2 separate regions of the Mus musculus genome follow, and region 1 is linked to region 2. Evidence: chromatin loops called from intact Hi-C (ENCODE). Cell type or tissue: left cerebral cortex. All regions are shown on one strand. Links, peaks and the distances in the headings refer to the core of each region. The heading gives the core; the rest is flanking DNA.

What was found. Peaks named below come from ENCODE experiments on the same cell type or tissue, not always from the same donor. Only the 100,000 strongest peaks of a DNase experiment are listed, where the experiment ranks them.
Region 1: it touches region 2 in a loop (2.5-fold over the local background); 4 of 42 quality-filtered maps call a loop at or near these places.

What each region holds. Positions count from the first base shown.
Region 1 is chrX:11,833,712-11,841,364 of GRCm38, forward strand. No RefSeq gene overlaps it. Among named protein-coding and RNA genes, the nearest start is that of Gm26314, 13 kb to the right of the region's middle. In left cerebral cortex, for the core only: no CTCF peak of the experiment used is centred there; DNase peaks (open chromatin) are centred at 4,049, 5,758 and 6,032.
Region 2 is chrX:11,999,892-12,007,544 of GRCm38, forward strand. Gm34301 (a long non-coding RNA gene) reads left to right here and starts at 2,256. Exons shown (of 4, transcript XR_003953093.1): 1 at 2,256-2,655; 2 at 2,834-2,961; 3 at 3,193-3,520; 4 at 4,293-4,845. In left cerebral cortex, for the core only: no CTCF peak of the experiment used is centred there; DNase peaks (open chromatin) are centred at 1,629, 2,475, 3,367, 4,338 and 4 more places; H3K4me3 peaks cover 512 bases; H3K27ac peaks cover 347 bases.

The sequences.
Region 1 (7,653 bases), core at 1,672-6,671, 170 kb before region 2:
AGTGACCCTTCAACACTTAAGAGTTGTGATGGGCCCAGGTTTACTTGGGTAAGGAATTTGCACAGGACCTACAGTGGTCCTTCTCGATGCTCTACTATGCCTAAGGCTACCATTGAGAGTCCTCAAGAGATCAGACACAGGAACCATCTGGACACCTCTAGGCTCTCATATCTGGTGTTTGGACTAAAGTGACTAAGAGGCTGGGCTCAGGGGCTGGTGAGATGGCTCAATGGGTAAGAGCACCTGGCTGCTCTTCCGAAGGTCCGAAGTTCAAATCCCAGCAACCACATGGTGGCTCACAACCACCCGTAATGAGATCTGATGCCATCTTCAGGTGCGTCTGAAGACAGCTACAGTGTACTTACATATAATAAATAAATTAATTAAAAAAAAAAACAAACAAACTAGGTTAAAAAAAAAAGAGGCTGGGCTCAACTGGGACTGTCAATTCAATTCGATCACCCCCACATGGCTTTACCGATTAGGCTCCCCTCCTAGCATAGCCAACTCACATGACTTCAAGGTAGAAGCCCAGCTTTGTCCTGCTCTTGATGGAAGCAGTCACTAGCACATCTGACATTAAAGAGGAGAGACAGACAGATCCCACTCGTCACAGCAAGGTTTAATGCAAAAATCTTCGAGTTACACTACATGTTATTTCTTTTCAGGTACTAAGAATAGAACCCAGAGCCTCACACAAGCTAAGCAAGAGCTCTATCACTGAGCTATAACCGCAGCTCCATGGTGTATTTGAGGTCTGGAGCGATAGCTTGGGGGTTAAGAACACTGGCTGCTCTCCCAGAACATCCAGTTTCAATTCTCAGCATCCATGTGGCAGCTCACAACCATCTGTAACTCCAGCTCCAAGGGGTCCCTATGCTTCCTTTTGGCCTCCATGAGCACCAGAGATGCACATGGTGCAAAGACAGACATGTAATCAAAACATCTAGACACATAAAAATAAAATAAAAATAAATACATTTTAACATGAAATAAAATCTGTATACTTTAAAATCATCTGGCCCCCAAAAGGAGCTAGAGAGATGGCTGGGCAGTTAAGAGCACTTGTTTCTCCTGAAAAGGACCTGTGTTCAGCTCCTGGCACCCACATAATGACTCCCGAGCATCTGTAACTCCAGCTCCAGGGGGATCTGATGCCCTCCTCTGCCTGGAGGGTGCTAGGCGCACACTTGGCACACATACAAAACACTCTTTGGCACACAAGCAAAACCCTGGTACACATAAAGCAAAATAAGTCTAGAAAATACTTAGAACCACCCCAAAGGAGCCAGAGAGGCAATGGAGGAGTGGGTGTGGCCAAAGTACATGATCATTGTACATGGGGACGTCAAAATGAAACCTACTCTTTTGAGGATTTAAAAAATAAGCCAAAAAAAGATGCAAACCAAAATTAAATAACTAGAAGAGCGAGGCATGGTGGTATCTGCTTGTAGTCCTCCCATTTGGGAATTAGAGGCAGGAGGATCAGGAGTTCAAGGCCACCCTTAGCTACACATTGATTTCAAAGCCAGCCCAGGCTACATGTCATGCTGTCTCGAAAGGAATGAAATAAAACTACCTCACAGGGTAAATGGCTAGAAAGCCGTAAGGAAGGTTAATGAGATGGTTCAGTTAGTCAAGTGTTTGCCTTGGAACCATGAGGACTTGGGTTCAAAATCCACATAAACATGCCAGGCATACTGCATATGCTACAAGATATGCTAGCATATGTCTTGCTAGCTCAAGGAAGGCAGAGACAAGATGATCCCCGTAGCTCCTGGGAGCCAATTGGCTAGTCCAAGCCACTGAAGAGACCCTGTCCTTAGGAACTGAGGTGGCTGCTGTTTCTGAAGATGACACTTAAGGTTGTCCTCTGGCCTCCCCATGCATGTACAAATACACACACGTAGACACACACACACACACACACACAAGAATTCTAAAAGGAATAATGAAAATCTTGGGCATTGTGCAGCCAGTCTTTCTCACAGAGCGAATACTAGATGTGTAGCATGCAGTAAATAAAATGTGCATTCTCTCTGTCCTCATGTACCCTGCATTCTGCTCCAAACTCAGACTCTAAAGGCTCTCTCAAGGGAGTATTCATAACTACGGATTGTGAGTGCTGAGTCGGGGGATGGGTTACCCTGAGAGGACAGAGACTAGCTTTAGATCTGAAGCTTCTCACTACCCTAGAAGCTATGGCTGAGGTAAGGCTATAAGTGGACTTTCTTGGGAAGGTAATCCTAGCATCATGGAGAAGCCAAGGAGGAAGCCAAGAGAGTAGCACCAACAGGCCATCATTGTGACTGAATGTCTCGGTCCCCTGGGAGAAAGATGGTTGATAGTATAGACTACCACCTAAAGGATAATTTACTGCCCAAATCCTAATCATAGAAATATTCACACTCAGGGACATTGAGGCCAAGGGTCTCAGGACTGGCAGAAAGAGAAGAAAATGCCAAGGGAACAAGGCTCCTGCCTCATGAATGACTGATCTCAGGGGAAGAGTTCACAGATCAAGAACACAGGATCTGTACATGGTCTGCATATTTTTCTGTTATATGTCGGTGTGGTGGTTTGAATAGAAATGGCCCCCATAGGTCCATAGGGAGGGGTACTATTAGGAAGGGTGGCCTTGTTGGAGGAAGCTGTGTCACTAGGGACCAGGCTTTGAGATGGCAGAAGCTCAAGCCTGGCCAGTGTATCGGCACCACTTCTCATTGTCTTCAGATCCAGATATAGAACTCTCATGTCTGTGTACTGCCATGTTATTCTCCATATGATAATGGACTAAACCTCTGGACTGTATGTCAGCCCCAATCAAATATTGTCCTTTAGAAGAGTTGCCTTGGTCATGGATGGTGTCTCTTCACAGCAATGTAAACCCTAACTAAGTCAGCAGATTCTCAACAAACCTCACCAAGATGTCAGCACGTCACGCAATTACCTTAGTGTTTCTAGATTTCTCCTTCCAGTGAGTTTACAGTGATTACCAGTCACCATGGACCACCTGCCATCCTCTCCCCTACATTTTGTGACAAATGGAAAACAGGGCAACATTGCTTATGGGTAGACAACCAAGGTAGGACTGTCTGTGCCCAGAAAGTCATCATCCCCTGTGGTATCAAGTGAACAGACCAAAGCTCTGACCTCATTTCTTTGGCATGGTCTCGACTGGTGTGACTTTTAGCCATCACTACACAATCCTGGGCCAGGGGATCTTTGTTCCCAGTGCAGACACCCCATAGGAAAAATTAGTCGGAGGTAGAAGATGGGAAACTGACACTTGGATTCCTCCTGCTCCAAGGCTGGCTGACTATAACCCAAGATTCCAAGAGCAGACTCACATGGCTAGATGCCACAGGCTCGAAAGTCCCAGGATCACGGGTACACTGTGGTTGATGCAGTGAAAACGCTAATAAGCCAGAGCCGTGATGGGAGAAATAAGGGAACAACAGGAAGAAAAAGCATTGTTGGGAAGGCAAGGTAGCACTCTTCTTTTCAAAGAACTCAATGGAATTTCCGTAAAATTCTCAAATAGTGTTGGTCTTAATGACACTCTTAAAAGCATCCTTCTTCAATTCCACTGTGACCAAATATCAAGTGCATGTGGTGCCTTGCATCAAGTAACGTTGGTTTATTTTTTTTTTAAGTTAGAAATAATAGGGCTCTGTAGTGACTGAATCAGGAACACAGTCCCTGGACACTTGTCAACTGTCTCCCTGCTGTGGCTGCTCACCTCAGGCGTGGGTTTGCCTGCAGGCTCTGGAGTGTTCTCTCACACAGCGTAACAGCTCTGGCTCTGTCCTGGGTCACTGTCACCCTAAGAACACCAAAAAGGGGGTGTGGAGGAAGAATGGAGAGGAGCAGAGGAGGGAAGTGGAAAATCAGGGAGGAATTAAGTGGAAGGGGAGCCAAGAAGTGCTAGAAAAGAAAGGAAAATGAGAGGAACTAGGGAGGAGGGGAAGAAAGGGAGGGGACACGAGAGGAGGAAGGCGTGGGGAGAGAATTCTACTGGGGTGGAAAAGCAAATTCCTCAGCCTGCGATAAACAGAATCCCAGCTGCAGCAAGATGACTCCAGCGGGGGAATCATTCAAACTGTGAATTCCTGAGAATGGAAAATGAATTCATCTGCACTAGTGGATGGAAAACTCAGGGACGATGGTGCCTTGGTAGACTCAGTATTGCATGCCCCCTCTACCTGGGCTTGGTCACAGTAGTGAGTGATAAAAGGGGACAGGAGTTAAGGGTTGTGTACAGCCACGTACCCAGCAGCCCTCTGGTCAAGTTACTTCAAGTCCCGAGGGGCACAGAAGGAAAACCAAGGCTGGAGGACGGGAGTTAGAAGCTGAAAACTGAGGTGAAAAACCACAAGGCTTGCAGCTAGAGACAGGTCTGAGAAGCCCTGGTGGTGGGATGACCTGAAGATGAGACCCTACAAAGTTGGGGCAAAGAGGTGGGCGAAAGGAAGAAAGCTACCGGACAGCTGAGAACAAAACCCTCTCACACAGTGGGTGTGGTGGTGCTGGCCTCTAAAAGCAGCACTCTGGAGGCAGAGGTAGATAGATCTCTAAATTCCAGGTCAGCTTGGTCCACATAGTGAGTCCCAGGCCAGCCAAAGCTACATAGTGAGACCTTATCTCAAATACACACACACACACACACACACACACACACACACACACAAACACACACACACACCATACACACACACACACACAAACACACAACACACACCCACACCATACACACCACACACACAAACACACAACACACAACACACACACACACCATACACATACACACACACACACACACATACACACACACCACAACACACATACCCCCCCACACACACATGGGAAGTAACTCAACAGTAGGGTTCCTGATTGCCAGAAAGGCCTGATTCATTCCAACATTTAAGACAGATGAGTCGTGTAACTTCCCCCTCCAGAACTCACTATGGGCTGAAGCTAGGGTGAGTCTCTTGTTACAAAAGGAATGGTCTGTCCTCTAAATTCATGAAGGGAAATCTCAACTCTTAAGGTGATGAGACCTTTGGGAGATGATGCACTCTGGTGAGGGTGGTAGAACCCTGCCCAATGTGTCTAGTACCTTGGCCAAAGAGACCTCAGAGTTCCTCCCTCTTTACACATACAAGGGTGCAAGGAGGAACACCCTAGAAAGGAGTCTCCCCAGAACTGACCCCCAACCTCTAAAACTGTGAGGACTACTTCAATGTCTTGTCGGCTACCATGCCTATGGTTTTTGGCTGTAGTAGCCCAAATTGAGTAAGGCACTTTGTAGAGAACTTTACAATTGGTTGGCTCTCTCCCCTTCTCACCCTACTTCTGCTCTGCCCTTATAGTGTGTCTGGATTCCCCTACAAATCCTCACTTTGGTTTGTTTTGGGGGAAACAGAAGTAATAGGTCTGGCTGGACAGTAATGACAGTTGTCACAGGAGGCCCCTCACAGTGGTACAGTGGTACAGTGGTCAGTGGTCATGCAAAAGAGAAATCAGAAGCTCAGCTACGGGAAAGGACTTGCCCAGGGTGGCACTCAGGTGAGCCAAACTGCCTTCCTTGGCCCAGTATTGCCAACTGCCTTGATGGCCCACTAACAAGAGATAGGCTTTACCAGCAGTCCTGTGAGAAGCCCTAGAAACTTCAGAAAGGAGCTGGAATCTCCTGGGCCCCACTGCCAAGGCAGTCCAGGGCTAGTTAGGCATTCAGAACAAAGGCGAGAAATGCTCCTATCCAAGACATCCGAGAGGGGATTGATTCCTTACCATTGACAGACTTCTCCAAGTCAAGCCTGCACAGCCCCCAGAGAGCTGCAGCTAGAGGCCTACTTGTTAATCAAATCCTCAATCTCCACGTTTTTGTTTTTGTTTTTTTTTTTAAGGACAATTCCCCAAGACAGGACTTGATAGGAAGAGACCAGAAGCTGCTAAAACACCCTATGAATAAATGTTCAGGGTTCCGTCCGGAGACACCCACGGTGGCTGATGAGTCATCCCAGGGCCAGCTGTCACCACAGAGAGCTATATATAGAAGGGACAGGCCAGAGGGGTGCTGGGACCTAAGGCAAGGGGGAGAAACACATACCTAGGAGGTGAGGCCCCAGCTGGGGGACAGGGCCAGATCACTTGGAGACTATATACTTAGCTCCCCGAAAAGAGAATGTGGGTCAACAATTTCCCAGCAGAGCCCTGTGTGTGAACTGGAAGCCACTGGCAACAGGGCTGGACTCCAGCTCTGCCAGCGCATTAAGGATGAACAGTGCTAGCAATAGTAACGCAGGGAGGCTGATTTTGTGCGCTCTTCGCGGGGCCCCTCTCCAGCTCCTCAAGTGTACTGGAAGCGGGCATTTGCATGCCACTGATTAAGCAGCAGGCTGGAGTGCGGCCTCCAGGCTTGGTTAGGCTAGACTATCACTGTATGCTTGCCACCAGCTGTATGTGGCTATTGAGCTTGCTTAGATGTGGTCAGTTCTAAATTGAGATTTGCTGTTAAGTGTGAAAGACGCAGGGGGATTTCTAAGGCTCAGTTTCAAGAAAATAATGTGGAACACCTCATTAATATCTTTTTTGCCTACATTACATACTGAGATGGTAATATTTTGGATAAATGGTAATAAATAAAATATATTATTCAAATTACCCTCGCCTGTTTTCTTTTGAATGCTGTTCAAGTTCTATTTCTATTGGACAGTGCTGGGTTACAGGCTCGAGGCCAGAACCTTCAGGAAATCCTGGCTATGCCTTCTCCTGATGAGTCCAGCCTGCTTCCTGGTTCAAGGCTGCTTTGCAGACAATGCCAGCAGCCAGCTGCAGCTCTGCCTTCGCCTGGAAGATCCAGGCTACACACAAAATCCCCTAAGTGGCTATGACTCCAAAACTCACCCTGCATGCCTTCATCGAGAGCAAAGGGACAAATCTTGTCTGCAACTGTTTCTTCCCTTTTCCCTGGGTAGCCCCCGAGGGAGTGCCACACCATGTGTGATGAGAGAGAGAGAGAGAGAGAGAGAGAGAGAGAGAGAGAGAGATCAAGCTACTTCTCAAATTGAAACAGCTCTTTCCTCACATGTACTACCTCAGAGAATGCAAGGAGCGAAAGGCGATGAGAGAGGCTTGAGAGAGTCAGACACAAAAATGTCACATCCGCTGTCCACTGAGACCTGAGCAGGGAGGAGGAACGAGTTTGCATGTGCATGTGTTGACCTGAGGAAAAGGTTCAAGAGGGTGTTGCAGGCACAACAGGGCACAACAGGAAAGAGATGGGCTCCGGGGGTGGGGGTGGGGTCCGGGAGTTAATAGGTCCCCTTTTGTATCACTTTAAATTATTCACATCAGAACAATGGAAAGAATATAGCAAAATAAAAAATGCATGGGACCAAGAGGGCCTGGATCCCTGTGCAGTGGAAACAGCACAGGAGGAGGAAGTCCTCAGAGATAACTGTGCACCTTAGATGACAGGCCTGGGATACACAGGGGTGTCCACAGTGCTCCTAGGCCAGCAGGGCCTGTCTTGGTGCTCCTTACCTCAGTCTTCTTTTCTCTCAAGCTGGTTGACATCTGGATCTATTCTGAGGTCAGCCCTCAGTGGCCAGGCCAGGACCCCCTGAATGACCTGCATTTAGTCTCATC
Region 2 (7,653 bases), core at 1,248-6,247:
GTGGAAATCATTATTGCCACAAGGCCACAACTGTGGTGACATTAGTCAGATCTCCACCACCACACACAAACCCGAGGCTAAGGCCTGTCGGAGTTCTGGCACGCTTCCTGCAAAACAAGGTGCGCAGAAGCCACGAGCTAGGCCTGAAGGGAGGACAGTGGGAGCGAGGGGTTGCTAACCAAGCGAATCCCTCAGCCATCCTTTACAAATGAATAGGGCTCTGTCTCAAGCTTCCGCCATTCCAACGCCAGGTCTACAACGCCTAAGGCTTAAACCTGGCGCGGCAGTAAATTTAGCCTGAAGGCAGCGCCTCTTGTGGGGCGGGGATGGATGTCTCCTAGCTGGAAGGATGGAAAGCGATCAGGGTAGGGAAAAGGAGTTGCTTCTGGGAAGAAGGGTCTGGGAAAAGAAACATTTCCGGCCGCTGGAGGGGCACTGACGAAAAGAAATAGGACGCAAAAGAAGCCCCCCCCCCCCCAGAACTTGGGCCACTGTGGGAGCCGAGCGAGACAGACTTCCCATCTGGGAAGGGTTGCCTACGGGTAATTGGGTTTGCTCGAGTTGCCTCTATAATTAATAAGTGATTTGACTTGGAGATTGGAAATAGTCATTGAAAGGAAGCCGCAGGCTTAGGGGTGTGAGGCCCGGGAGCCTCCCTCCGAAATCCAATGGCCGAGAAGAAGGACGGTTTGAGGAACAGGACGAATGTGATAATATTGGCATCCAACCTTCTAGTGTTTGAGTAATTCGTTGCTTAGCTACTTTGGATAGGCCATTATTTTGCAAACTGGAAACATTTGCAAGTGGTGATATTTTGCTCTTGCCTGACGCAGGGGCTGCAAACCTACCCCACTCTGCTGAACTCTTCGAAATATATATGCATAAATTGTTCCTAATGAGACCATCTGTTTTTTATGGCCCCTCTGGAAGCAGGAGGAACCCGAGGACTGCTCCGTCTTGCAGAAATCTGTGGCCAGGCAGGCCTGAGAAATAAATAGGGGAGACGAGAACAATACGTCGACAGCGCAGACAGCCGGTTCCGTGGCTGAGATGTGTGCCTGAGATCCCGTGGGTACCCGCCATTTAGGCCAACCCCAGGCAGCTTGGAGCATGGAGATGTTAGGAGATTCTGCTCCGAAGAGGCCCGGGAGCTGCGAAGGGGGTTCACAGAATACAAGAACCTGATTTTTATTTTTTAATTTTCCATGTCTGGAACATAGCCAGAGCCTCAAGGTTGAGCCTCCTCTGGGATCCTAGGACACCAAGATCCTGTGGGTGGCCTCGGACATCGCCCACCAGCCTGGAACCCTGTCTCACGAAAAGGGTAGATAGAGGTGTCCTTGAGCCTCAGGGACTGAGCCTTTACTCCAGGGTTTGCTTCCAGCTTGTCCCAAAGGTTGGGCTTTCTGCTCCGAGTGTCTGGCAGGCCCAGCAACTCGGCCTGAGACCTCGCGGAGGGTGGCTGTTAATTGGGGCAGTGCGAAAGACGCTGCTCCTACCCCTTTGTGGTAGGGGGTGGGGGTCAGGAATGGGCAGTGGGGCTGCTTAATAATAGAGGGGCTGCCCTGGGGAGCCTCAGATATCGGTAACCCCCATGATTAATTCATAACCCTCCATTGCGCCTGGCACCGGCTCGGGTCTTTAATCGGTTGTGAATGTCAGTGAGGCTTCGCCTGAGCGCCGTCTTTTGAATGTGTTGAAGCACACACCAGGAGACAAAGTTGCCATCTGCTCCGGGGACCAAAGCAACTGGGCACTGGAAGGGCTCGTCCTCCCGCTGCTCAGGCTGCCCCTGGGGGCCTTCTCGTAGCCTGACCTAAAGCCAACACAGTCTAAAATATCCCTTATAGCCACCACTACTGGGATTTCAGAGCCTGGGGGAGAGAGAGAGAGAGAGAGAGAGAGAGAGAGAGAGAGAGAGAGAATGGTGGAAACTCCAGCTTGCTACGTAATAGACTGTACCCCATGGGAAGGCAGCTCCGAGGTCACCCAGACCTAGGCCTATGATAATGAGATTATAAAACCCTGCTGTTTGTATTCGGGTAAGTGTAGGGGATAAATAATATACAGAAATGGGGATAATTTAGGAGGGGAAGCCCCTGAAGAACAAAGCTCCTGGCCCTTGGACTCCAAAGAGTCACACAAGTGACAAGTGACCCCTTCTTGCACAGGAGGAAGCAGGGTTGGGGACTTGGAGGGGGAGGGGAAACAGACCTTTTAAAGGGGGGAGGGGAGCAATGGATATGGAAAGGCTCAATGAAAGTCTAACTGTCCTTAGAGGTCTCTGGCTGGCCTCTAAAGAGATGAATCTCAGGACTTTGGGTCAGGGTGGGGAAATAGGCAGCCTCCACTTAGCTTGCTGGGAGAAGCCCTGTGGCCACGCTTCCCCTTATTGCCACCCCCACCCCAGACTGCAGTGTGTGCAGTGTGTTAATCGACCTCTTGGCTATGGACCTTAAGGAGGACCGAATGGCAGAGGCAGGGGGTGGGGTGCCTTCCTGCCACTGGTCTGAGCTTCGGCACTCCCCGGCTACACTTTGAGTTGCCTCTTGTGGCAGAGTCTCCTCTGCAGATTGTTATTCCACACTCCCTCAAGCACCGAGCACCGGGGCTGAGGCATCTACTGAAGGAATTGGAACTGCATCAGCAGCATGGGTGGGTGGGTGGGTGGGATTTAGAAAATAGTCAAAACTGCTTCCCTCTACCCCCCAGTCTCGAATAATTTCCCCTCCCCCTTCCAGGCCACCCCTCCCCTCCCCCCTCAATTCTTTAAGGTTTGCAGCCAGTCTTGTCATATGGTTTTGTTTCTGTGCTACTTTTTTTTTTTATTCAGACACCAAAATTGGACATGTGTAGAAGTAACCGGGCTGGAGAAGCGAGGGGTTCCGACTCAGCACAACGGCTCACTGTACCTTCGCCACTCCAGCCCCAAAGGGACACCATCTTGTCTCCTGTGAATGGGTAGGCCCTTGGAGTCTTTCTCCTCTAAACCTGACCAGCCTGTGTAGCAATTTTCAGAAGCCCCTAGCCCCAACTAAATCTATGTGTATATGGGAGTATGGGGGTATGTGGGGGTTCCCTTTGGATTCAGCAGCAAAGAGCTTGCTATTTTCTATGGAAAGAACCCCACCTTCGGTAGACAATGTTACCTCAAATATGAATGTTTAAAACCCAACTGGTCTTCATACACAGGACTTCTGACAGTTAGAGGTCTCCTCCCGATCTGATGACCCATCTCCAGGTACTCATCTTCACTGGACCTTCCTCCAGCAATTGTCTGCCACTGCAACTCTGACTTTGCCTCCCAGCCAAGCAGTTTCTCTTCCTCCCAGTGGCCTGTGCAGTCTCAAAGGGGCACACTCACAGCACGGAAGCTTCCTGGCCTCCTGCCTCCCTGAGCTGGTTTCCTTTCACAAGCTTTCTTCGAGCTGCTGGGGCCACGGCAATGCCTGCGGCTCCTTTGCAGCTCTCGGTCTCCCTGCAGAGTGTCAGGCTGTGAATCCGCCTTCTCCCTGCAAAGGTCAGGCCTCCTCCTTTCGAGTGGCCACAGTTGGGCTTTGCCCTGCAGAGCTCCCACACTACGGCAGCCTAAATATGGGTTTGGGGGGGGCCATACCCAAGCCCAAGGGGTGCAGGCTTGATGGAGGGAAACACTGCAAACCTCAAAAGCAGTTCAGACTTTCCAGCCAGAGACTCAAGGAGGGAGGGGGGAGGGAGGCTAGAAATGCAACAAGAATTTAGGCCCTTCATTTCCTAGGGAAAGATCTGGAAAGAGGCCTCTGGCATCTGCAATGACAAGCTTTAAAGTGTCCCTGCAGTTTCTAGGGCCAACTCACCCCTGATAGGCTGCAGTTAACTTTAAGCAGTAATCAGAAGCTAACAGCTTTAGGCTTAGGACTCAGTAACCACCTGATACCAAATCAGCTGCAGCTCCCCTCAAAAAGGGACGGGGGGGGGGCAGTCTTTCTACCACCCAATGCCTGAGAGTAGTAAACTCTGTTAACAGCAGGGAGAAGGATGTAGAGAAAAATAAGAGGAAAAGCCATTAAATTTGTTTCCTCTAAAGAGCACTACTCCCTCCGTTTCTCTGAACCGTACCTTAAAAGTCAGAAGAGAGACCGCTTTAACTTTTGTTTGGTTTAACATTGCCAACTTGAAGTCAACCATAGCCCCCACCCCCCAAAAAAAAAAGGTTTTGTAAAATATTTAATCTAGCTCAAACAATTTCCTGCAGTCCCTAACTGGACCACCCTACTTACTGAGAGGCTGCCAAAAATCTGTCTTGACTGCAGGCTGGCAACCAGAGGCCCTCCAGCTGGAGCAGCCACAAGACTACTAACAGAACCAAAGGGGATGAAGGCCAGGGAACTCCGGAGGTCCAAAGCAAACGAAGAAGCTCCAGGAACAGACTGGCTTCAGATTTTTCACACTAAACGGATTGTTGGTCCTGTGACCTTCTATGGCCCACTCTGAACTCTTGTCACCAAGATATCTCACTGCCCTCCCCTCCTGCTGTCATGCAGGTGTAAGAGAGTACTGTGGGAGGGTTGGCCCGCTGTGGGTCTCCCAGCACCCTTTTCTGCTCCATTCAGTTTTCTTAAATAGGATCTCACTGAGGACTACGAGAGCCCAACGAGAGCGGGATCCTTCAAGGCTCCGGATCCTCAACCCCTTCTAAAGGCGCCGCTCACGGGGGAAAACAGCTCTGCCCAGTTTCCATTCCCGCCTCCAGAATAACGAGCCGAAAACATGTGTACTGTAAATAAAGCCTGTCTAAATAAAGCACTCGGGGAAAGGCTGCCGAGAAAACACTCTGCATCGCTCTGTGCTCAGAGTGAGTCAGCTTCCCAGCCCCCGAGGAACAATGGAGACCTTGCCAAAGGTCCCCTTTTATAGACCCCCCCAACTTCCCCCTGGTCCGGTTAGGTGATGGTGGTAGGGCACTAGTACGCTGTGACTTTTGGCTCAGAGAATGGAGAGGGAGAGGGTGTCCCCAGGGATCAAGGTTAGGATCCTGTCCTGAGATTAATGCTGCCAGGAATCCCTCTGCCACCAGCTGCGGAGGCTAAGTGGAAGCGCTAAACAAACAGAGGGCAAAGGGACGATGTTGTTCCAGGCTAAGGAGGGCCTTCTCTTGAGCTTTCCCAACTCACCTCTCCTAAATCTCAGATGGAAAGAAGGTAGCCAACTACCTGAGTCACCTCCAACTCTTCACTTCCTATCTAGGCCCACATACAGACATCGTCCTCACGTGTGTGTTGGAGGCCAGGCCTCCCACCTAGACAGTGTGAGTGTGAGCATCAAAGCAGAGCAAACCCTCGATGACGAAAAGCAGTCTTGGGACCCACGGTGCCTTCCTTGCCCTGTCTTTTATGTACTTCCTTGGGAAACTGAACACCCTTAAAGAGGCGGCGAGATGGAGACCTTTGCAAGGTGTTAACTGATTGATGCAATGGCTTCTGCTCTGGTATGAGCCAATGGTTCCAGTCCCCCGCCCGGTGACCTTGAGAAAGTCAGGGATCTACCCCAAACGCTTGGGATTTTCCCACCCCTAGAGGCCAGCCCTTTATCTCAGCCTCTCAGGCTTTTTGGCCACCCAGCTTTGTCCGGCTAGGCTGGCTAGCCTGCTCTGGGAGGAGGTACGGGAGTGGGGTGGGAGGGATGAAAAAACACCAAAGGCTTCACCCACACCCTTGCACCCCCTTCCTCGCCCGGGGCCCCTCGGCCAGTGCTCTAGCCGCCCGGTGTTGCCAAACCCTCACTGGGCAGGGTTGCGGGGTGAGGCTTTGGGAACAGGGCTTGAGCTAGAGAAGATGAGGAAAACAAGTGAAACGGGAGGGGCGGGGTGGGGTGACGGCTCATAAATCAACTGGCTCCACCCCCAGCCCTCAGAGCTGAGGCGCCTCAGCCCCGCAGGGAAGAGGAGGGTCACTCGACCACTCCTGGACGACCTCTGAGCTTTCCCTGAGCCATCGCCCCACCCTAGGCTCAGGCCGCCGTAAGACCAGCTCCTGGCCCAGATCGTAAACCGCCCGCCGGATTCGGCGGGAAGCCGCCCTTGGACGCAGCGCTCATCCGCCCAAGGGGAAGTTTATTTATAGCTTGTAAAACGTAAAGGAAACCAGACTTCGCTAGCTTGCGGAGCCTGGGCGCCTTCGATCCCCACCTGCCCACCAAGAGGGCTCAGCAGGGGGTCTGGAAAGTGGGGTGGCTTCTAGTCCTCCCCCTACTCTGCACCCAAAGGAGAAGGGAACCTTCTTCTGTTGCTGCCCAGGCTTAAATTCCCTCTCAGCGTGCTTAAGCAGGGCGCTTGATGCCACAGAGAGAGGAGGCCAGGGCCTGGGCCCTGTGTGGTTAGTGTAAAGGAGACTGAGCTGGCCCACTTGGCACGCACGCCCGGGCAGGCCAGGCAGCGCTGTGCGGGATTCCACAGCTTCCGCTCCCGACAGGGGGAAGTCCCAGAGTGCCAGGAAGCCTTGGAGTGGGTGCTCCCGGAGCCTCTCCTTGGAAAGCAAGGATGCTGTCCCCGTTCCTGCTGCGCACGTGTCTTCAGCAGAGCAGGCGAGCGCTGTGCGCCTGGGGCTGCGATCCGCGGGTGACAGCGGTTGAGAGCGCGCCCTCTCCACTTCACACCCCCGCCGTCGCCTCCTCCCCAGGGGAAGCTCCTCGCTCCGGGGTGCGCTCGGGGCAGGAGCCAGAAAAAAACGAAAAGTGCCGAGAAGACGAGGACGAAAACCGATAAAGAGCTCAGCCGAGCTCTTCAAGATACCCGCGAGTCCCCATTACTCACAACCCACCCGGGCAGCCCTTCCCAGTCCCGATGGAGTGCACCCTGCCTTGGTCAGGGAGGTGTGTGTGTGTGTGTGTGTGTGTGTGTGTGTGTACGCGCGCGCGCCCAATCGCCGGGACGGCAGTTGCGAAACAGGCTCTTGGCTGCAGCGCGGCATAATGGAGGTGGCTGGAACAATGCGCGCTTTGTGCGCGCTGGTTGTTTTCTACCCGCCTCGCCCCCCTCGCTCGGGCCGTATGGCACTTTAATCCCTACCACGGCTAGGCACAAATGCACTTGTGTCCTGTGGGTCACCGGGGGCCGTGCGGCTGGAGCTGTCCCCACCCCTCCCCCGCCGAGCCCACGGCCCGCTTGCCCAGTCTTCCTTCCTGCACCCACCTCCCCCCACCCCACCCCCGCGCGCCACCACTTCAATTCCCGGCGTGGGCCGCTCAGCCGGCTTTGGAAGCTTCCGGGCCCGCCGGCCACTTTTATTTTCCAGGCAGACGGCCCTCCCCACCCCCCCGGCGAGCACGCGCGCGCGCGCACACACGTGGAGCGCAGGCCTCCCACTTGCGGCCCTCCCTCGGCTCGCCCCGCCCGCCCGCCCGCTCGCTCCCGCCCGGCGCTCCGGACTCCTGCGAACAATAGTAAATGTCAACAGATTCCGCGCGGCGAGTGTCTGACTCGGCCGAGATAAGGGTGCGCGGTTGGCCCTGAGCTCCGCGACACCGCGGGGGGAGGCCACCCTGACCCTAGCTGGAAAGAACCGGCTGTGATGAAGCCGGTGTCGAGGGATGGAGGGCAGGAGGGGAGAGCCCCAGCCTCAGCCCCGGGAGGAGAGGCGCTTAGACGCCAGGCCTTGCCCCACCCCCACCCCGCCT